Linked DNA regions of Homo sapiens: region 1 is linked to region 2. A link is an interaction called in ENCODE POLR2A ChIA-PET data of the cell type or tissue named here. Cell type or tissue: OCI-LY7. All regions are shown on one strand. Each heading gives the region's core, and the rest is flanking DNA. Links, peaks and the distances in the headings are about the cores only.

What was found. ChIA-PET counts read pairs that join two places held together with the same protein. Peaks named below come from ENCODE experiments on the same cell type or tissue, not always from the same donor. Only the 100,000 strongest peaks of a DNase experiment are listed, where the experiment ranks them.
Region 1: POLR2A ChIA-PET joins it to region 2 with 5 read pairs; 4 of 35 experiments call an interaction of 5 or more read pairs at or near these places.

The regions. Positions count from the first base shown.
Region 1 is chr2:55,291,630-55,294,557 of GRCh38, forward strand. CCDC88A (coiled-coil domain containing 88A) reads right to left here. Exons shown (of 33, transcript NM_001365480.1): 32 at 47-146. The coding sequence ends at 82. Among named protein-coding and RNA genes, the nearest start is that of MTIF2, 24 kb to the left of the region's middle. RefSeq lists a silencer at 2,904-2,928. In OCI-LY7, for the core only: no CTCF peak of the experiment used is centred there; no DNase peak of the experiment used is centred there.
Region 2 is chr2:55,360,447-55,363,374 of GRCh38, forward strand. It overlaps CCDC88A (coiled-coil domain containing 88A), which reads right to left. Exons shown (of 33, transcript NM_001365480.1): 7 at 1,862-2,002. Among named protein-coding and RNA genes, the nearest start is that of CCDC88A, 58 kb to the right of the region's middle. In OCI-LY7, for the core only: no CTCF peak of the experiment used is centred there; a DNase peak (open chromatin) is centred at 1,545; H3K4me3 peaks cover 964 bases; H3K27ac peaks cover 1,906 bases.

The DNA.
Region 1 (2,928 bases), core at 226-2,725, 69 kb before region 2:
GTATAAATGAGACTAATCTCATTTACATTTTAAGCAGGAAACTCACCACTTGGCCCACATGTCATGTAGTGGGTAATAGAATTAGGAGCTTTGTTGCTCCCTAGACCTGCTTTTTGAATTTCTGCTTTCTTGTACTTTGTCCACATCTGCAGGAGAAAAGCATTTCATGTTATTTAGTCAAAGATGAAACAAAATACAATTCAGAAGATAAGAAATACACTCTCACTGAGTAGGGCAAGGAGAAGGAATCTGTAACTGTCTGGGAAAATTATTAATCTCATAGGCATCTCAATACTTAAAGATCGATTTTTATATTTTAAAGCTATAAGTAATATTCCTAGGAAAGCTATAATTTTTAAAAAAACTATAACAATTACATTTCCCCCCCTCTTAGTGCCAGATAGCCTTACTATGTTTATTTACTAAATGGTCACCTACAGTCTTAAACATAATCTTGCATGTAGTAGCAAAACCATCTGGAATGAAGTATTTGTATTATTTACTAAGAAAACCAGGGCTTGATGCATATTTTATAGGCAAATAATGTTCCTCCTTACATTGGTTAAAGCTAAAATTGCTTTGGTCAAAGGGGATGCAGTGCATAAGAATATGTTTATAATTTCTAGAAAGCTAGGCCAGGAATACTGAAAGCTATCCAGCTTCATCATTTATAAAATTAGGGTACTGAATCTTCGAATAGTTTTACAAATAATCCTTTTGAAAACTGGAGGTGTCTTAGAGGAAATAAGTGCAATTGCTCAATTGAGTCAGAGTTGTTTCACTTTTACTTTAAATGAAATTCATTTTTTAAAATTTGGGGCATCTATGTAAGATTTCACTTACAGAAAGTATTGTTTTTTTTCTTAAATGTTTGGGACACATCGGTTCCATATGATTTCTAAGGTATTTTCACCACTAAAAATTTGATTCCAAATGCTATGAAAAAACGTTGATAAGAACTAGTGTTGTGGCCAGTCGCAGTGGCTCACGCCTGTAATCCCAGCACTTTGGGAAGCTGGTCAGGAGTTGGAGACTAGCTTGGCCAACATGGTGAAACACCGTCTCTACTAAAAATACAAAAATTTGCTGGGCGTGGTGGCATGCTCCTGTAATCCCAGCTGCTTGGGAGGCTGAGGCAGGAGAATTGCCTGAATCCAGGAGGCAGAGGTTTCAGTGAGATGATATCACGCCACTGTACTCCAGCCTAGGCTACAGAGTGAGATTCCATCTCAAACAAACAAACAAAAAGAACTAGTGGTGTTTTGGGGGGAATTTTATGACTCCACAGCAGGTGATGATTTCTGAAGTCCAGACTGTATTTTCCAACAGTCCTCAGGACACATGGACATGATACATATTTCTCTTATATGCACAGTGTATTTTTTTTTTTTTTGGAAACATGCTGCATATAAACATATAGCTTTTTGGGTAGGAAATAGTTCTTTTCTGTAAGTCTAATTTTGTAAAATAATCACATAATTTTAATATAATAGCATGTGATTTTTCAATGAATTTTGAATGAATAAATACAATATTTTGAAGTGTTATGGTCAGAATTATGATATCTAAAAAGTTGAAATAGCTGTGAAATAATCTTTGACTCAGTGTGGAAAAGAAATAACACTAATTATAACATTTGTGTCATATACTGCCCCCATTTAATCTCAGCTATGTTTACTATTAAGTTTTGTTACTGGCCTATGAAAAAACAAAAGGGAAAATATTAGCACCAAATATATTTGAAATGTCAGGACTGACTGGGAAGTAACTGACAATAAAATAGAAGGATGCAAAAAGTATATTAGGTGGTACTAAAATATGACAATCCTCTGATTGTGTTCATTTGATTACCTGTACCAGAACCATTTTTTTTTTTTTTTGTAATAGCTATCGGAAAAAAAGTGTGATTACAAAGGAGACAAATTTCATTAGGAAATATTCTCTACAGATTTTTTCTTTGGTCCAGTTAATAACCACTTAATACAACAACAACAACAACAAGTATAACATAATTTCATCCCCACATGGTCACATTTGAAGGCATTCCTTCCAGGTGCCAGGCTGAGTCCTTATCAGCTATAGGCTAAATCCAAATGGCAAAAAACATTCCAGAGAGAATGCCAATGTGTATTTCTCTGGAAGTAAATGGATCAGGGTTATGGGTTTTTTTGTTTTTAGCAATCTGGGAGTTAGAGATTCAAATTTAGCTAATTTGCTTTAAAAGTGCTGTGAACACAAAAATAAAAGTTCTTTGCACTGGAGTCAAAGTTAACAAATATTTTCTTACTTTTTTTTTTTTTTTTAAGCTAAAGAGTGTATTTATTCTTAGTTCTAAAATTTGTTCTACTAGAAACATACTTGTTTAAATGGTTACAAGTTCTAATTTTACATTTTAGTGTGATTATTCATTTAAAAAAAATTCTGTTTTAAGGATATACATGTATAATTTAATAATAGATTAATTATAGAAGTAACAATTTTTACCACTTTGTAAACTTGCTACCCTTTTTGATTAGAAGTAAAAATACAAATTTCCAACACAATGAATATAATTTGGTTTATTTCTCTTTGACTCTCTATAAAAAAAGAACTGGAAAAACTATTGTATTAACTGATTTCAAGTATAGAAGCCATCTTGAAGAAAAGACAGTTACTTGAGCTCTTGTATTTATCAGATGATGAAAAGTGCAGAGAAGAAACAATAAATACAAATGTTCCTAGTCACTGTGTAAATCACATTTAAATTTGATGGGGTTTTCTAAGAATAACACTAAGTTTATAAGTATTAACAATCTTTTAAATCTGAAAAATGTTTTATAAATATGGGTATTAGTTAATATTTGTTATATAAAGTGTTGAATTATTAACTATTTCTTTAAAACAGGACAGATGGCCTAATTAAATGACAAAAGAAAACAACATCTTTTT
Region 2 (2,928 bases), core at 257-2,756:
TGAGGGAAAAAAATTTCCCGGATAACTGGATATCTCTCCTCCACCCTCTCCCAGCTAGCAAGTTGTTTCCCAAGTATCTGAGACAGAAGAGTATGACCACTTTTTCTTCCTTATTTGAAAAAGAAATTCAACAAAAATGCTTAATTGGCAGGATAACACATTTTAAAAGGTTTTTCAAACAATCATTCTATATAGTATTTCATATTCCTTTTAGTTTACCAGAGGCATGTAATGATAAGTATTCTGTTCACCCCATATTAATCAATTCACTTAAATGGGATCAAACTTTTTTTTTGAGATGTCCAGCCTGAGATCAAACATTTTATACGCACCCATCAGTCATACAAAACCAAAGCATAGGTTGGGTGCAGTGGCTCACACCTGTATTCCCAGCACTTTGGAAGACCGAGGAGGGAAGATTACCTGAGGTCAGGAGTTAAGAGACCAGCCTGGCCAACATGGCCAAACCCTGTCTCTACTGAAAATACAAAAATTAGCCATGCGTGGTGGCGCGTGCCTGTAATCCCAGCTACTTGGGAGGCTGAGGCAGAATTGCTTGAACCTGGGAGACGGGGGTTGCAGTGAGCCGAGACCACACCACTGCACTCCAGCCTGCACAACAGAGCCAGACTCCATCTCAAAAAACTTTAAAAAGTAAAATAAAATATAATAAAATAAAACCAAAGTATAGATTTTTAGGAATAATTCCTCAGAAACTGGAGGATACCTTATTGTAATATCTTTAACAACTTGAAATACAAATAAATAAATGTTCTAGAGAACGCATAAATCAGTAAAAAGACACTAAAAAAAGATAGCATAGAGTTAAAAAATCTGATTGAAAATGAAATGATCTAAGTATCTCAGGATAAATTTGATGCATAGTAGGAATGTTTTCCAATTTATTCTTTCCTTCCTTTGGTCTCAAAGTCCTAGCTTTTTAAAAAATTTAATTGTTGCTCTAAAAATGTTTATTTTGTATATTTTCTTTTTGTTTAATGCCTGAAGAAAAATTGAAAATTCACATCAGAACTGACTAACCCCTAGAGAGACAAGAAAGTTTTATTCTGAAAAAAATCTTTAGGAATTTTCTCTATGTAGTCTTTCATTGGTCTCAAGAGTATTGATACAAATTCTCTATAAATAAGCTCAAAACTGTCTCTCACATGTAAACGAAACTGATAAAAGCTATATATTCTGCAGAATGGCAGAGTACTTTGCTCTGCTATTAAGAAAATATTACCCACCACCACACGCACTAAAGTCTAGACTCTTTAAAATTATAAACTGCTTTCAGACAGTGCAGATAGAAAACTTGGTACACTGTGACTCTTTTTAAAAAGCAAAGCTCTGTTTTAACGGACTTAAAATAATTCTCTTTTTAAAATCACACCTCATTTGAGATCTTTTTTGGGACATTTTATTCAGAACACCTGTTATTCTCCTTTTATTAAAACTTACTTTTCCAACCTCAACATGTGGCAATAAAACTACGAAATTAGCCTTAAGCAAATTCTTATGCTTCACGGCAATGATTTTTCCACTTACATCAACTATATTTTCAGTTTCACACTTTTGTATTGTTGCCAAAGCTGTGGGGATGACTTGAAAAACACACAGGAAGAAAATCAGAATAATACTAATTTAAAAGAAAAGGAGAAGAGAAAACCTAACTGCAATCTGTTTACTAGCAATTTGGGGTTCTTATACATCCTTTCAGGTTCCTGTGTTCCACACAAAAAAAGACACTCCTGTATCACCTGTCTCTAAGAAATAGTATCGTTTCTGAAAAGTTCCTAAAGCTACTATTTTCTTTTTTGGAAAGCAAACTTTCACAATATACTGAAAGAATTTTACAAACCTCTGAATGTTCATCTCTCTCATCTATAAGTCTTTTTAGATGCAATGCCATATTTTTCAAGAGTGGTTCTATGTCCTCCTGCGACATATCAGTCACTTCCATCCATTGCAGGTCAAACACATTTTCCTGATTATGAGTTACCTTTAGAAAAGTGACCAAAATAAACAACCAAAAAAGTGGCTAATACTTAAAAATCTATTTCACTATAGTACAATATTAGCCCAAGTATTATATAACCCATATAAAATATGAAAAGCCAATATGATGTTAAAAGGAGAACATTTGAAATGATAAAAACACTACAAATAAAAATTATTTTAACTAAATATAAACCTTAAATGAATTAATATTCATTTTCTAGTCAACAAAAATAAAATATTAATATTTAACTCAAGGCATTCTTAAAGGAAAGTAATGTTGATATATCCTGATGACTTCTTTAACAAAATCAACTGAATTCTGTAGATAAGACTTCTAATTTATTGTACTTGAATTCAAGAGCAAAAGGTTTTTAATCTTGTAGGATATATGTTATTGCATTGTTGTTACTGAATATCTAGGTCTTTATAGATTCTGAAGATGACACTGTCACAGAAGCTTAGGAGAAAGGATTACCAATATAAAGATCTTGAAAAGAATGGAAAAGTTATATAAGTGCCTTCCATTTCTCAGTGTAATTCTAATAACTTGCTTTAACTTTCATAACAAACAGCAAAAATAATTACACTTCCAAGGATGGTGGCAAATTCAGTAACTTGCAATACTTAGCATTTATTCAGAATAAAACAAATCCATATAACTAGCATAAAGCAAGTATGTCTCTATAATGGGAGACTACCTATAAAACTACATCTTGTAAAGTACTAATATGCTTATTGTTGATAATAATGTTACTGATAAGAAATCTGGGCTTTACAAATGCTAAATAAGAGAAAAGATGTCCTATGGAACACAAAAGTCTTTTGAACAAAGAATATTTTAAATACTACCAATTTTCACTATAAAAAATTTTCTTTTCCCTTTTCTAATCAACATGTAAAATTTAACATACTAATTCTAAAGTGTCT